2 separate regions of the Homo sapiens genome follow, and region 1 is linked to region 2. Evidence: read pairs that join two places in POLR2A ChIA-PET (ENCODE). Cell type or tissue: PC-3. All regions are shown on one strand.

What was found. Peaks named below come from ENCODE experiments on the same cell type or tissue, not always from the same donor. Only the 100,000 strongest peaks of a DNase experiment are listed, where the experiment ranks them.
Region 1: POLR2A ChIA-PET joins it to region 2 with 15 read pairs; 2 of 35 experiments call an interaction of 5 or more read pairs at or near these places.

Annotation. Positions count from the first base shown.
Region 1 is chr3:51,585,192-51,593,191 of GRCh38, forward strand. RAD54L2 (RAD54 like 2) reads left to right here. Exons shown (of 23, transcript NM_015106.4): 3 at 5,176-5,368. The coding sequence starts at 5,230. Among named protein-coding and RNA genes, the nearest start is that of RAD54L2, 50 kb to the left of the region's middle. In PC-3, no CTCF peak of the experiment used is centred here; no DNase peak of the experiment used is centred here.
Region 2 is chr3:50,596,786-50,604,785 of GRCh38, forward strand. No RefSeq gene overlaps it. Among named protein-coding and RNA genes, the nearest start is that of CISH, 11 kb to the right of the region's middle. RefSeq lists an enhancer at 2,262-5,942. In PC-3, no CTCF peak of the experiment used is centred here; a DNase peak (open chromatin) is centred at 4,456; H3K4me3 peaks cover 351 bases; H3K27ac peaks cover 1,115 bases.

The sequences.
Region 1 (8,000 bases), 990 kb after region 2:
AAAAACAAGTCATTTGCGCTTGCTGTGGACTTGCTTTGAGACCACTTGACAGAATTTAGTACTACTGAAGGTCACCAAAATTAATGAGGACATGGCAGTCTGGGAAGGATCTTTTTATTTAAAAGGAACAATCATGATGCTATCAAGGACCATAATGACATCTGTGAAATTTCATGAGCTGCCTCACAATGATGAGGCAGCGTGTGTGCTCGGAGTCTTATGATTTCAGTGTGAACTCTGCAAGCCTGGTCGTCTGCTTTGTGAACAAAGGCTTTGTTTGTGTGTGTGTTTCCTCTTGTGTATATCCTAATATCCCCACCTTGCCATGCCTCATGTCTCTAAGGCCTGTGCCTGCATGATTAATTCTGCTGATTGTTGGCCAGGTACCACTCTATTGACAGGTGGCGTTGTCTTTGAACTTAGCAAGGCAGAACAATATTTTCCTTCACTCTCACGATTGCTATGAGGTGCTAGGCTAGGATTGGCTATGGGTTTCTTCATAATTACAGCCTCCTTTTAACAAACCTAATATATTAAACTGTAGACTTATTAAAACACTTAGGGGTTGAATATTTGCTTTTCAGAGCGGTCCTCTTTAGAGTTCCTTTAAATAGCTAGTTCTCCAGTTTCATTAAAATACAATTTGATTCCCAGAACTTGCACTGTAAGAACACAGGTCCTCATTAAGGTGCAGCATACCCATTATTGCTCTCCTGGTTTCTGTGTATTAGAGGCAGAGCCCCTTGTCACTGGAGATTGTAGCAGTGTTTTGCCTAGAATGAGGAGCAAATGAGGGAGATGGATTATTTTCTTTATCACCACCCCGCCCCCACCGCCACCAACCATGTCTGTCTAACAGTTCTGCTAAGAGCTGACTACTGAATCAAGGCTGCCTTGTGTTCTGAAAGGCTATGCCCACATAGACGTATGTGTGTGTGAGGGTGGAGCCCCTTAGAGAAGAATACAGTTGACTGCTGCTGCCCACCAAGACCAGCCTTTCCTCCTTTTCACTTGTTGCCTGGGCTCAAGTGATCCTCCTGCCTCAGTCTCCCAAGTAGCTGGGACTACAGGTGCACACCACCAAGTCCAGCTAGTTTTTGTATATTTTGTAGATATGGGCATCGCTGTGTTGCCCAGGCTTGTCTTGAACTCCTGGGCTCAAGCAATTCCCCCACCATGGCCTCCCAAAGTGCTGGGATTACAGGCATGAACCATCACACCAGGCTCTTTGTTGCCTTTGTTTTTTTTTTTTTGGAAGTCTCTGTCGCCACCACACAATTTCTTCTCTAGAATGACAGGCATTCAGGTTGCCTAAAAGTACTTGCTAATTAAAAATGGTTCTCTAAAATCAGCCAAGCACACTGCAAAGAAAACACTTTTTTTTTTTTTTTTTTGAGATGGAGTTTCACTCTTGTTGCCCAGGCTGGAGTGCAGTGGTGGGATCTCAGCTCACTGGAATCTCCACCTCCTGGGTTCAGGCGATTCTTCTGCTTCAGCGTCCCGAGTAGCTGGGATTATAGGCATGCGCTACTATGCCTGGCTAATTTTGTATTTTTAGTAGAGATGGGGGTTTCACCATGTTGTTTGGGCTGGTCTTGAACTCCTGACCTCAGGTGATCTGCTCACTTCAGCCTCCCAAAGTGCTGGGATTACAGATGTGAGCCACCATGCCTGGCCAAAACACTCTTATCTCAAGGAGTCTAGGATGAAAGAGAGGGGTTGTGCTGTTTACAACCATTGACTTCCAAACACAGAGTAGTTACTGATGAATATACTAACATTCAGAAATAAATTTCACTGCAAATATTAAGAAGTAAATTTTACTTTCAAAGTTGTTGATATCTAATTGATTTACTACTTCCTTTCTAAAACCTATTAAATGAACCAGTGACACAGGGTAGTGATTTCTTTCTTTTTTTTTTTCTCGAGATGGGAGTCTCGCTGTGTCGCCCAGGCTGGAGTGCAGTGGCGTGATCTCGGCTCACTGCAAGCTCCGCCTCCCGGGTTCACGCCATTCTCCTGCCTCAGCCTCCCAAGTAGCTGGGACTACAGGCGCCCGCCACCACGCCCGGCTAATTTTTTGTATTTTTTAGTAGAGACGGAGTTTCACACGTGTTAGCCAGGATGGTTTTGATCTCCTGACCTCGTGATCCGCCTGCCTCGGCCTCCCAAAGTGCTGGGATTACAAGCATGAGCAACCACGTCTGGCCGGATAGTCGTTTCTGCAGAGATTTAAAATCTGCCAGGTCACTAAGTGAATGGTAGCTCAGCATTAACTATATGAATTTGTATTTGTCGATCACATTTATCCCCTGTCCCTTAATGCCCTTTGCAGATGTTTTTGGAAGTGAGTTATTAATGCAAAAATTTAAATTTTATTACTAGATCATTTCACAGCTGTTTTTTACTTTGAGAGGCTAAGTACATGAACCATCTGCACACACACACTCGTAATTCCTGTTATTTCTAACTCTGAACAATTCTTAAGTTCTAGTTTTCCAAAACTCTAAATAATCTAGTTTGCTTTTCTTTTTTTCTTTTCTGTTCAGGAGAAGATAGATGTTATGTTTCAAATTATCTGAAGCTTAGTAAGATATTGCAGTTCTGCAGTACTTTTTATGTTAAATGACTAGAGACTTGTACTTCAGTTTTTATTTTGGGAGATAGGAATTTGAGGATGATCTGATTGTTGATGTATTTATCTGCAGCAGTTTGTCTTGTAAAAGATGATTTATGGCCGGGTGCGGTGGCTCATGCCTGTAATCCCAGCACTTTGGGAGGTCAGGAGATCGAGACCATCCTGGCTAACACGGTGAGACCCCGTCTCTACTAAAAATACAAAAAATTAGCCGGGCGTGGTGGCAGGCGCCTGTAGTCCCAGCTACTTGGGAGGCTGAGGCAGGAGAATGGTATGAACTCAGGAGGTGGAGCTTGCAGTAAGCCAAGATCGCACCACTGCACTCCAGCCTGGGTGACAGAGTGAGACTCCATCTCAAAAAAAAAAAAAAAAAAAAAAAAAAAGATGATTTACCTCTTCTCTGATTTTAGTGTGAAAATTTGAGGCTGGGCACAGTGGCTGATGCCTGTAATCCCAGCACTTTGGGAGGCTGAGGCGGGAGGATCACCTGAGGTCAGGAGTTAGAAAACAGCCTGGCCAACATGGTAAAACCCCGTCTCTGCTAAAAATACAAAAATTAGCTGGGTGTGGTGGTGCACACCTGTAGTTCCAGCTACTCGGGAGGCTGAGGCAGGAGAATCACCTGAACCCAGGAGGTGGAGGTTGCAGTGAGCTGAGATCGTGCCACTGCATGCCAGCCTGGGTGACAGAGTGAAACTGCATCTCAAAAAAAAAAAAAAAAAAAAGAAAAGAAAATTTGAAATATACAGAAAAAATGGAAAGAATTGGTCAGTGAATTTACTAGTTAACATTTTGCTATATTTACTTTATCAAAGAGCTAACCCAACTAGCCATCTCTTTACCATGGTTTTTATTTTTTTACCCTCACGAAGGAATGGCCTTTACAGCTAATAGTAAAGTGATAAGAGAGACAGACATGCACAGTGCCTGACACATGATAGACATAGTATAGCAGGTTAGCAAATGATGGACTGAATGTGAATGAATGAATAACTTGGGTAAAACATACTTCTAGCTCCTGTGTACTCCCAGCCACTCCTCCTCTGCCGTTGGTGCTCGGTCTTCCTGGAACACACTCCCTCAAGATGTCTTTACGGCTTCCTTCCTTCCTTTTGGTTTCTGCTCAGTGAGAACTTCACTGACCTCCCCTATATAAACTAGCAGCTCCTCCTGCCACACACCAGCCCTAAGTATTCCCTGCATGCTTTGTTCTGCTTCCTGCTGTGTCCCCAAACTCTAGAATAGCACCTGCGATTATATACAACTGTTCCTCCATGTACAATGGGGTTACATCCTGATAAATGCATCGTAAGTTGAAAATATTGTAAGTTGAAAGTCTATTTAATACACCTAACCTACTGAACATCATAATTTGGGCTAGACTACCTTAAAGGTGCTCAGAACACTTAACACTGTCTTAGCCAGGCATGGTTGTATGTGCCTGTCGTCCTAGCTACTCAGGAGGTCTTAGGCAGAAGGATTGCTTGAACCCAGGAATTTGAGGCTGCAGTGAGCTATGATTGTGCCTCTGCACTCCACCCACACTCCAGCCTGGCCAACAGAGCTGGACCTTGTCTAAAAATAAATAAATAAAATAAAGAGCACTTACATTGTCTACAGTCAAAATCATCTGGCAGCACAGAAAACTGCACACTTCATGATAGCATGGTGGACTGGAAGCTTTGGCTCATTGCTGTTACTCAGCATTGCCAGAGAGTATAGTTCCATATGTCACTAGCCTGGGAAAAATTTAAAATTTGAAGCACAGTTTCTACTGAATGTGTGTCATTTTCGCACAATTGTAAGTTAAACCATCGCAGGTTGGGGACTCTATACATATATATATATATATATACACACACACACACACACACACACATACACACACATATATGTATATGTATAAATAGATACAGAGAGTTGGTGCTCAGGAAACAGTTGATACAGGAAGGAATGAACAAATGGGATTTCCAAGGTTTATAGTTTTGTTGTTATTGTTACTTTAAGGTGTTTTCTTGTCAAAATAGCCAAGAGATGTTTGAGCTATGCAGAGTCACTAAAACATGTCTCAGAGCCAGAACACTCATAGGGAAGGTGGTGATTTGGATACGGTTAGCTTGCCTTGCTTAGAGAAGTTCCGGGGAATTCATGTTCAGCATTTTTTTCTTTGTTTTTCTTTTGGAGAGAGTCTCACCTCGTCGCTCAGGCTGGAATGCAGTGGCGCCATCTTGGCTCACTGCAACCTCTGCCTCCCCGGTTCAAGCAATTCTCATGCCTCAGCCACCTGAGTAGCTGGGATTACAGGTGTGTGCCACCATGCCTGACTAACTTTTGTATTTTTAGTAGAGATGGGTTTTCACCATGTTGGCCAGGCTGGTCTCGAACTCCTGACCTCAAGTGATCCACCCACCTTGACCTCCCAAAGTGCTGGGATTACAGGCATGAGCCACTGTGCCCAGCTAGCATTTTTTTCTTTGAAAGACTTGTGTTCCTAAGCAAAACCCTTGGTGATTCTGATGCCTTTCATCCTCTCCTAGCACCCCTGCAGTGGACCATGAGTCGGTAATGCCCACTGAGGACCTCTGGGAGCCATGTCAGACGAATCTGCCTCAGGGAGCGATCCAGACCTGGACCCGGACGTGGAGCTGGAGGATGCGGAAGAGGAGGAGGAGGAGGAGGAGGTGGCAGTGGAGGAGTGTGACAGGGATGATGAAGAAGACCTGCTGGATGGTAAGTGGGCTCTATTGAGTGACAGAAGTTGCCTTATATTTTCCTCCAGTGGAATTTTTGCTGGGAGACCTTGGCGTTTCCAGTTAGATTTCTTAGGCCATCCATAGTGGGAAGATACAGACTAGGAACTGAGATGCAATGAATTCAGATGCTCATTCCTAGGAAATAGATTATTGTTCCTCCACATAAGCTTTGTTTTACTGCTGGAAGAACCTTTAGCCTTTAGCTTGTCTCTGACAGATGTTTGGACTCAGGTCCAGAGATTCGAGTGTTGCATACTTGCCCAGGTCATGGAGGAGTCAATGGCAGAGTTCCTATGGTAAGACTTTGCAGTCTGGAGGCCATGGGCTCTTCAGGTAGATGTGAGGGTAACTGTGAGTGGTCTGTAAGTTTTCTGAAATTATACATACAATTGTGCTTGTGTGTACATGAGGGAATTGTCCAGGCAGAGATTCTTAGACAGATTCACAACTTCAGAAAGCTCACTGCATCTCCTGCAGTGCTGCGCTACCTCTTGGCCATTCCAGTGACTATAAATTGCCCCTACTGGGAGGGCACTACATCTCCATAGCTGGTAGATCCCCTTTTGATGCCTTCTATTTGGTTTGCTCAGCTCACTCCTTCCTTTGCCCTCAGCTTCTTGAAATGGCATTGAACTTTTAATGTTCAGTCTAATGTTAGGTTATTTGGCCAGCCACAAGGCTTCTCAATTAATTCCAGCCTTTTATGGCATAGGATTTAGTTGTTTGTAAGCTTCCTACTGACTGAGGAATAGGGTTTTTGTCTGTTCATAACAGACCCCCTAGTGGGACTGAACGTTGCATTAGATCATCTAATTACTTGAATCTGAAGGAACGTAGGAAAATGTACTCCTGCCGTTCTCCAGATTCCAGGAGGATGAGCACTGATCCTCTGTCTTTACTGGTGTTTACTATCTTCAGTTCTCATTCATCCTAACAGCTGTCATGTGGCTTGGGAATCCGTTTGCCCTCCTTTATACTGTCCAGAAGCCTCTCTCCATTTCTGCGGGGAAATGACCATTCACTTTTATCCCTCCAGTAGCATTTGCTGTCTGTTGCTAGCTTATTCAGTTGGAGTCTCATTTCTAGAAAGTAGAATGAATAGAAATAATGGAAGACAGTAATGTTTGCTTGGCTCTCATTGTTCCTGAGATGCTGTTAGAGTCCCTAGGTGTCAGCATCACTTTTTGCTTTTCATCATTGGGTTCTCATAATTGTATTTACAGACACCCTTAGAACTCCCATCAGGTTTAGATTGGATTTTAGATGCTTCTGGTGAGTGTAATGGATATATACACACTATCTTCCCTGTTGGCTTCTTGGAATTCTCTTTTCCCTTTTCCTTGTAAAATTGTTAATTATTCAAAAATTATATGATATGCTTCTGCGGACTTTACTATTATTTATTTAGAAATGACAAGAATTTAATTGTGATTTGTCTCAGAATAATGTAGCTGTGCAATTTGGTTTTGGTGTTTTTTTTTTTTTTTTTTTTTTTTTTTTTGAGATGGAGTTTTGCTCGTTGCCCAGGCTGGAGTGGAATGGCGCCATCTTGGCTCACTGCAACCTTCACCTCCTGGTTCAAGCGATTCTCCTGCCTCAGCCTCCTGAGTAGCTGGGATTACATGTGCCTGCCACCATGCCTGGCTAATTTTGTATTTTTAGTAGAGACGGGATTTCTCTATGTTGGTTAGGCTGTTCTCGAACTCCTAACCTCAGGTGATCTGCCCGCCTTGGCCTCCCAAAGTGCTGGGGATTACAGGGGTGAGCCACCATGCCCGGCCTTAAATACTTTTTTAAAATTTTAAAATGACTCATTTTTATTGAAGTTCAGAGTGATAAACAAACGTTCCATTAGGCCCTATGTCCTGCTGTGCTCTGCTAGGTTAACTGACTTCTTGGAATTTGACTCAAGGACCATTTTTATATTTCACTACAGTGTTAGAGCCACAAAAATAAAAGTAATACTTCTGTTACTTCTGGTGTTTTTGACCCTATTTTACCTCTTAAAGCTTTTTTTTTTTTCTTTTGTTGGCCCTGGCTGGAGTGCAATGGCGCGATCTCGGCTCACTGCAACCTCCGCCTCCCAGGTTCTAGCAATTCTCCTGCCTCAGCCTCCTGAGTAGCTGAGATTACAGGTGCCTGCCACCATGCCCAGCTAATTTTTGTATTTTTAGTAGAGACAGGGTTTCACCATTTTGGCCAGGCTGGTCTTGAACTCCTGACCTCAGGTGATTCACCTGCCTCGGCTTCCCAAAGTGCTGGGATTACAGGCGTGATCCACACCCGGCCTAAAGCTTTTCTTTTCCTCTCATGTTGAGCACTCTATGCAGTTTTCCTGAAAAATCCAAAACCTGCCTATTTCTTTAGTCTTGTCCTTGCTGCCATCCCGTAGTCATGGGCAGAGCAGCTAGCTATTCTACTAGTAAGAATAGCTATGAATAATCTAGTTTTAGTTGGTGTAGTGTGATGTGGCCCTTTTGTTTTCTTAGAGCAGTGGTTCTCAACCTGGTATGATTTTGCTTCTTAGGGAACAGTTTACAATGTGTGAAGACACTGGTTGTCAGGATTGTTGGGGGTGGGGTGGGGATGCTACTGTCATCTTGTGGATA
Region 2 (8,000 bases):
TGTTTTGCCTCAATTTTACTAAGTGATTTTGATTATTTTAAAAATAACTTTTTAGGCTGGGTGTGGTGGCTAACGCCTGTAATCTCAGCACTTTGGGAGGCTGAAATGGGTGGATCGCTTGAGCTCAGGAGTTCAAGACCAGCCTGAGCAATGTGGTGAAACCCTATCTCTATAAAAAATACAAAAATTAGCCAGGTGTGCTGGTGGGTGCCTGTCGTCCCAGCTACTTGGGGAGGCCGAGGTGGGAGGATCCCTTGAGCCCAGGAGTTTGAGGTGTCACTGAGCTATGATCACACCACTGCGCTCTAGCCTGGGTGACACAGCAAGACCCCCCCGCCAAAAAAAATAATTAAAATTAAGGCCAGGCACAGTGGCTTACATCTGAAGTCCCAGCGCATTGAGAAGCTGAGGCAGGAGAATCCCTTGAGCCCAGGAGTTTGAGAGTAGCCTGGGAAACATGGCAAAACTCCATCTGTACAAAAAATACAAAAAAATTAGTGGAGTGTGGTGGCACACATCTGTAGTACCAGCTACTTGGGAGGCTAAGGTGGGAGGATCACTTAAGCCCAGGAGGTCAAGGCTACAGAGAGCCAAGATTACACCACTGCACTTCAGCCTGGGCAAAAGAGTGAGACCCTGTCTCAAAAAATAATAATAATAATTAAATTAATTTTAAAATAACAATAACTTTTTGGACTATATCATCTTTTGAAATTTTGACATATCTCATTTAATTTAACATATTTTTGTGTTCTTTGAATGTAATATTTTATTTCATTATTTAATTAATTAATTTATTTTTTTGAGATGGAGTTTCACTCTTGTCACCCAGGCTGGAGTGCAATGGTGTGGATCTCGGCTCACTGCAACCTCTGCCTCCTGGGTTCAAGAAATTCTCCTGCCTCAGCCTCCCAAGTAGCTGGGATTACAGGTGTGTGCCACCATGCCTGGCTAATTTTTGTATTTTTAGTAGAGATGAGGTTTCACCATGTTGGCCAGGCTGGTCTTGAACTCCTGACCTCAGGTGATCCACCTGCCTTGGCCTCCCAAAGTGCTGGGATTACAGGTGTGAGCCACCACACCTGGCCAATATTTTATTTTAGTCTTTTTAAAAATTATTATTTTTTTTATAGACAGGGTCTTGCTCTGTTGCCCAGTCTGGAGTACAGTAGTATAGTCATAGCTTACTGTAAACTTGAACTCCTGCCTCAAGCAATCCTGTCACTTTGGTTTCTCAAAGCTCTGGGATTACATGTGTGAGCCACCATGCCCAGCCTTATTTTAATCTTTTTAATCATTACTATGAAAAGAACAGTAATAGTGTAGAAGTCTTGACTGTAACAACATAATCAATCATTTTACTAGACTAAAGACGAGGAGAATCAATGTTACAGAATAAATACAGAATATCTTAGGCATCAGGCAAGTCTTCATTCTCTCACTTAAACCTCAGGTCACTGAACACCTGGACATGAGTGATAATTACTAAGTTTCATCATTTTGGATATCTGCTGACTTTCAGATATATAAAAACTGTAGATTTACAGATGTTTTTACTCCTATGAAAGCTTATTTGTTCAGTAGGAGGATAGAACACATTTCATTAGCAGCTTGATTTATGGTTGTTTAATATTTAGATTCTGGTATGTGAGCCTCCACTTGTCCTTTTGCCTGGAGCACTGCAAACATCAAGGCCTATGCTCCAGTGTGCCCACAGGTACTTCTTGCTGCAATAGAGACCAGAGAAAGAGCTCTTCTGGGGCTCATGTCTCCATGGGCTCATGGTGAAGTGGGAGCTGGAGGGGTGAGTTGGGATCCAGGGGAAGACTCCGAGGAGAAACAAAAATCACCAAGTCTACACATTTCCTCCTTACAACGATTCCATAAGGCAAGTGATAACATTGTCCCCAAAGTAGAGGTGGAGGCCCGGTGCAGTGGCTCACGCCTGTAATCCCAGTGCTTTGGGAGGCCGAGGGAGGAGAATTGCTTGAGCCCAGGAGTTCAGACCAGCCTGGGCAACATGGTGAAACTAGATCTGTACAAAAAATTAGTGGGGTGTGGTGGCACACACCTGTAGTCTCAGCTACTTGGGAGACTGAGGTGGGAGGATCGCTTGAGCTCAGGAGGTAGAGGCTGCAGTGAGCCGAGATTGTGCCACTGGACTCCAGCCTGGGCAACAGGGTGAGACCCTGTCTCAAAACCAAACCAAACCAAACACCAAAAACAGAGTGGGAAACTGAGGCTCAGAGTGGGTTCATGACTTGCTCAAGTCACGATGCAGGATACCTAGCTCTAGAACCACCTGCAGCAGGGCACCGGTGTCCCCTGCAAACCCATAGCTCTTTTCACTCAGGTCACGTGGGTCCCAGGTCAACTTCATCCACAGCAGGTTCTTTCCAGCCACAGCCAGCCTGACCTGGGTGCAGGCATCAAGGCCTCTAAGTGACAGAGAATGCAGCACTCCCACCCACTGCCAGCTGCCCCAGGTAGCTTCTGAGAACTGGCCACTGCAGAGTACAAGCACAGCAATGACCTGTGTCCTTGGGCTGCCCCACTGCCCTCCTACAGGGGAGGGAGGACCTCTCTGCCATAGCCCCACCTCACAGCTGCCACCCACCCACTGGGTCCTAGCCCTTCTTAACGCCAGCATTGTCCCCATCTTCTCTGTGACATTGGGGTGGATGGGTAGCACGCTTGGCGCTGTGCTCAGTGAGGGCCAAGGAGTGACCTGAGGGTGGGAGGAGAGAGGCAAGTTCTTGCCGACACCCCGTCCAGCCTTGGCCAGGGGAGGTTCTCCATTCTGAAGGTAAAGGGGTCATGAGTGGTTAAAAGGTTGTCCTAGTGCCTCCCAGCTATGTGACCCTGACCTGCTCACTCAGCACCCTCAGCCATACTTCCAGGCCCCTGCTCTAACAATGCTGCTCCTGGGATCCTGTGATGGGAACACTCATGGCCATTCCCTTGAAATGTGGCCAGACTTCAACCCAGTCCCAGACAGTTGTCAGTGCCCACTCACTGCAGCCTCTCCTCTGCATTCTCCAGGCTATTTTCCAAAAGGCCAGATGCATGTCCTGGGTGGCTTGATGCTGAAGCTGGGGCCTGGGCCCCCTGCTGTGGGACAGGGAAGTGTGGGTGAGACAAGGCTGTCCTGAAGGAGTGACTAGAGCCAGAGGCTGCCCACCAGCAAAGGGGGCTCAGTGAGCAGGGCCTGGCACTGCTGACCCCACCTTGTTTTCCCTCCTACTCTCCCTTGGTGCTTCACACCCCCGGCTGCTCACTGGCCTAGGCAGGACACTCCTGTCTAACCTCCTGCTTTCACTGTGGACCCACACCCACACGCTGCCTCCATAGGTACACATGCCCTTTTTTTCTCTACTAACACCTGTTTCTCGTCGTCCACTCTGCCAGGCTGGACACCGGGCACTTCAGAGGTCATGCCAGATCCAGCACCGGGATGGAGGAGTCTAAGGAGGCACCTGCAGTCAGGGAGGGCTTCCTGGAGGCAGAGACCGAAGCTAAGGGCTCAGTACCCTCTCCCCCCACTTACCCCAGGTCACTGGCTGTCCTCTGAGCCTCACTCCCTGGAAGGGCCAGCAGGTTCCAGGAAGTGTCCCCTCGCCCTGCAGTGCTGGTTCCAAGAACTGCAGCTCTTGGCAGCATTTGCTTAGGATCCTTTCCTAGAACTTGAGACCTGCTCTGCCCAGACTGCTGGGGTCTCAGAGGGCAGCCAGTGGGGGTAGTGGGGGAAGGGGGTGCACTGGGAGGTGCCTCTGCAGGTAGAACATTCCATGGACCAAACATTGGGAGGTGGGCCTAGGCTGTCAGCCGGGAGTGGTTGGCCACACTAGGGTGGTCAACACCTCCAACAGGAGGTCGGTGAAATGCAGGTGCTTTGACTGCAGTCAACCATGGGGTGCGGGCCCATGAGTTCTCCCTGCACAAGAAGGAGGCTCATTCCCTTGGTCCAGAACTTCCACCAGCTTGCCACATGCCACCCTCCACCCCCCGACTCTACTCCCCCCACTAGCCTGGCACCAGGGTCCCATCCCATAGAGAATCAGCACAGGCCTTACCCTCAGAATAGGCCCTCATCAGATAACCTCCAGAGGACAGGCCAGGGTGCAGGACAGGCAGGTTCTGAGCAGGGAAGGGGGATGGGATCGTCTTGGGGCCCTTGGAAGGCCATGACACTTGTGTTATTAATCCTGTTATAATTTTACCTTTCCTGGTTAGAACTGAATAAATTACCCCACCTCACACCCCCCAGCAAAGTTGGGTCGGGTGAATGAGGGACAGGCCCTGGTAAGTGGTCAAGGACAGGGCCCTACTTCCCTCAAGGTCACCAGGCCTCCCCCTGGGGCGTGTCCTCCACCCGCCACTTCTGAGCTGGCACCAGGCCTGCCCAGCCGCCTGGGACCTGCCAGATCACGTTGAGCAACCAGTTCCTGAGAAGCGTTGAAGGCAGTGTGGTTTAAAATTAACTCCCCCGCTCCCCCTCCCGCCTGCGGCCTCCTCTGAGTTCTTGGAAGCGGCGCTCTGCTCTTCCTGGGAAGAGGCCTCCAGCCCCAGCTGCTGCAATTCTGGCGAAAACACCTCACCCAGGCTGGGGGTGGGGGGTGCCCACGCCAGGCCTTCTCTGCCCTACACAAGGCCCAGGGATCCTCTGGAAGCTAGCACCCACCCTAGTTACTCACTGAGACCCAGAAGAGAAAGGGGGTGATTGTCAAGGTGCTGGGAGGAGGTGCTCCTGCCCCCAAAGCCCACAGCTCCCAACCAGGCACCTCTGGGTAGGAGAGAAAGTGAATTGATCCCACAACAGCAAACCCAGGACCCTGGCCTACTTTGAGCCATATATGTCCTGGCGAGATGCAGCAACTTCCTAGGGCCACCCAGCTTTGCCTGCCCTTATAAGCTCAGCTTGCCCACTAGGTGCCAGGCTGATGGTGCTGATCTGGCAAGGATGCCCGGGAGCACGCCCCCGCAGGCATGCACACACCTGGGTTAACAGTGATCTCTGCCAGGATCTCTCCTTTTCTCTCACCCACACCCCTCAAACTGCCCTTGGAACACCTCTCCTCCTGGTTAAGCCTCATTTTCTCATGTCTCGTGGGCTCCGTGTCCCTGGGGCTTTGGGGGAAATGTTTCCTGAGAACCTACTCTCCCAGCAGCTCCTCCTCCCACAGCCATCCACTGGAAGGAGCTGAGAAAAACAAAGGAATGTTGGCCAAGTGGAAAGGTCAGCACAAGCATGCGTGCGCGCGTGCGCGCGCACACACACACACACACACACACACACACACACACACACACACACACACACACACACACAAGTGATGTCACTGATGTGGGGCTGGTGGGGGTGGGAGCAGTGAAGTGCTTCCTGGGAGGAGGCTGAGGGCTGAGAGGCACTTTGAAGAACAGAGCTTTGGCCCAGTCTGGACTATGAGTGCAATCCCCACCTCTGGTGGAGGAGCCCAGCTCTGGTGACAGGAAGGGCCCCATCTGGCTCATGGGTGCTGGGTGTGGGGAGAGTCCCTGGAGCAGGACTCTGCCTGAGGAGCATTTGCTGGATACCACCCTCCCCACCAGGCATGTCATCAGGGCATCATCGGTGCCAGCGCAAGCATCTCACTAGTAGGGTCTGTGTGGGTGAGACAGTCCTGGAGGGCTGCCTGGAGGAGTCATGGCAATCCTAGGTTCCCATAGCCCTCAGAGGCCCTGCCTGTTTTAATGAGGCCCGGGCCATGGAAGCAACTCTCTTTCCACTGAGCAGGAAGCTTTGACCACATCAGAAAAGCTCCCCTTCCCTGGGCCTGCTGTGTCTCCTCCTGCTCAGAGATGAGCATCGGTTTCCATTCACTCCCCATTCCCCAGCATCCAGGCCCAGCCACTCTCCAACCACTCTGAGGTCTGCATTCTGACCAAAATCAAACCTCCAGGGACCTCCTCTAGCTTGAGTCTCAGACGTGGGAACTCCAGCCTGCTGCCCCAGAGTGACTCTTGGAGTGACCCCTTGGGTGGTCCACGGGAGCCAGGGAGGGATAGGGAGGACACATCCACCATGAGAGGCTGTTGAATTTCCGGCAAAGCTCAAGTCTACTTTATCTTAAAACTGGTCTAGCAGGTTGGTGTCAAAGGCTGCCCAGGCTTGCACAGGGCCTACTTCTCCTGGAGGAAGAGGGCCTTTATGAGAGCTGGAGAAGTCTGGGATGTCCTATGCACAGACCCTGAGTCTTCCTGCCTTCGTAGTCAGGCCTCTAGGCCTTTAGGCCCCCGGCCCCTCGCCTTCCACTTCACTGTGGGCAACCGTGCAGGACGGGAGGGTCCCCATCTGAGAGTGAGGTGGGCCTAGTCATGGACCCCAGCCCCACTCAGCTGTGTGTCCAGCCTTGGCCAGGAGAGATTTGCTCAGTCAGTAGATTAAAAGTCCAGCCTAGGTGCAGGGACCTAGTGAGATGTACACACTGGCACCAATGATACCCCAGTGGTATGTCTGGAAGGGGGGTGGTATCCAGCAAACACTCCTTGGGGGCAACAAGAAATACCTAGATGGCTTAGCAGCATTTCTGTCCGAAGGTTGTTCCAGAGGGAGGCTTGTGAATCCAGGGAGGGACGCCACACAGGATCAATCTCCAAACCCATTTCCCACCTGGAGGCAGAATCCTCTAGGGCCCAGCCCCCAGACCCCCTCCTCCAGAAAGCCCTCCTGAATCTCCCCATCCTCCTGCATGCCTTCTGAACCTGTGGGTGCCTAGGCTTTAGCAAGCCAGACCCTTGGAGGCAGAATAGAGCAGTGGTTATTCCAAACAATGTCTGGAATCAGGATGTGAACTCTGGCTCTGCCTCTCACCACCCCTCTCTGAGGCCTTCCCTCTTCAGCTGTAGATGAGGACAACCTCTGCTAGTGGGGTAGGAACCCAACCCAGAGTCACAGAGTTGCTGCCCTCACCTCTTTCTGCCCCCGCTCCCACACTCTACCCTCCAGATCCTTCTTTCTGGCCTCTTGCCTCCAGGCCCTCATGAGTACAGATACCTCCCTTAGAAATGAGGGTCAGATCACAGCACTCCCCTGCTAGGCTCTGAAGAGGTGCTTTGCCATCCTCAAATAAAATCCACCTGCTTCCTTTGCCCTTCCCACCCCTCCTGGGCAGCCATTCTGGGCTCTAGGTCTCTGCCTCAGGGCCACTGCACTTGTAGTTCCTTTCACCTGGGACATCCCTTCTGCAAGTTGTCTGCATGGCCAGCTCCTGCTCATTGCCTGGGTCTCCAGGCTCAGTGCCACCCAAAGCTGCAGAGCTATCCCCAACGCCCTCCCAGCTGCAGGGTGTCCCCATTCCCAAAGTTACTCTTCCCACCCCCACTGCTTTTCTTTCTTTACACTCTCAAAGCTTGTCCTATGCACCCATTTGTTCACTAGTTCACTCTCTGTCTCTCCCGCTAGCCCACGAGCCCAATGAGTATGGGGACCGTGTCTGTCTTGTTCCCTGCTGTCTCCAGGACCTAGATGGAGTCTGGCCCAGTTGGTGCCTTTGGAGCACATGTGCTGGTGGAGGACTTAATGATAAAGTGTGACCTTCGTTACTGTTTGTATGTTGTGCAGGGTCCTTGCACCCACCAGAAGGCTCATCCCTTTGTTCCTGGCTAGTGTCAACATGTGTGCCCCTTTTACTAGGCCAGGACCACACAGTGGTGATCACGTTGGCCAGAGGATCTTCAGCATCTGTTAGGCTGAGTCTCTGATTGGGGTCTGGGCAGGCATCATTCACTGCCCTGGCAGGGAAACAAGAAAAGAAGATGGAACCTGGAACCTGTTGGGGGTCAGAAGTAGCTGGCAGCCCCTCCCCAGACAGGAGCCGGGCCCTGGCTTGAGCTGAGGCCAGGGTGAAGAGAACAGGACCTTGGTGGCCAGGCCAGTGGCCAAGAGCTCTCAGCAGGCAGGGATACCAGGAGATAGAAAACAGCATCCAAGAGCAACTTGCCTGGAAGCCACCATCCCTGTC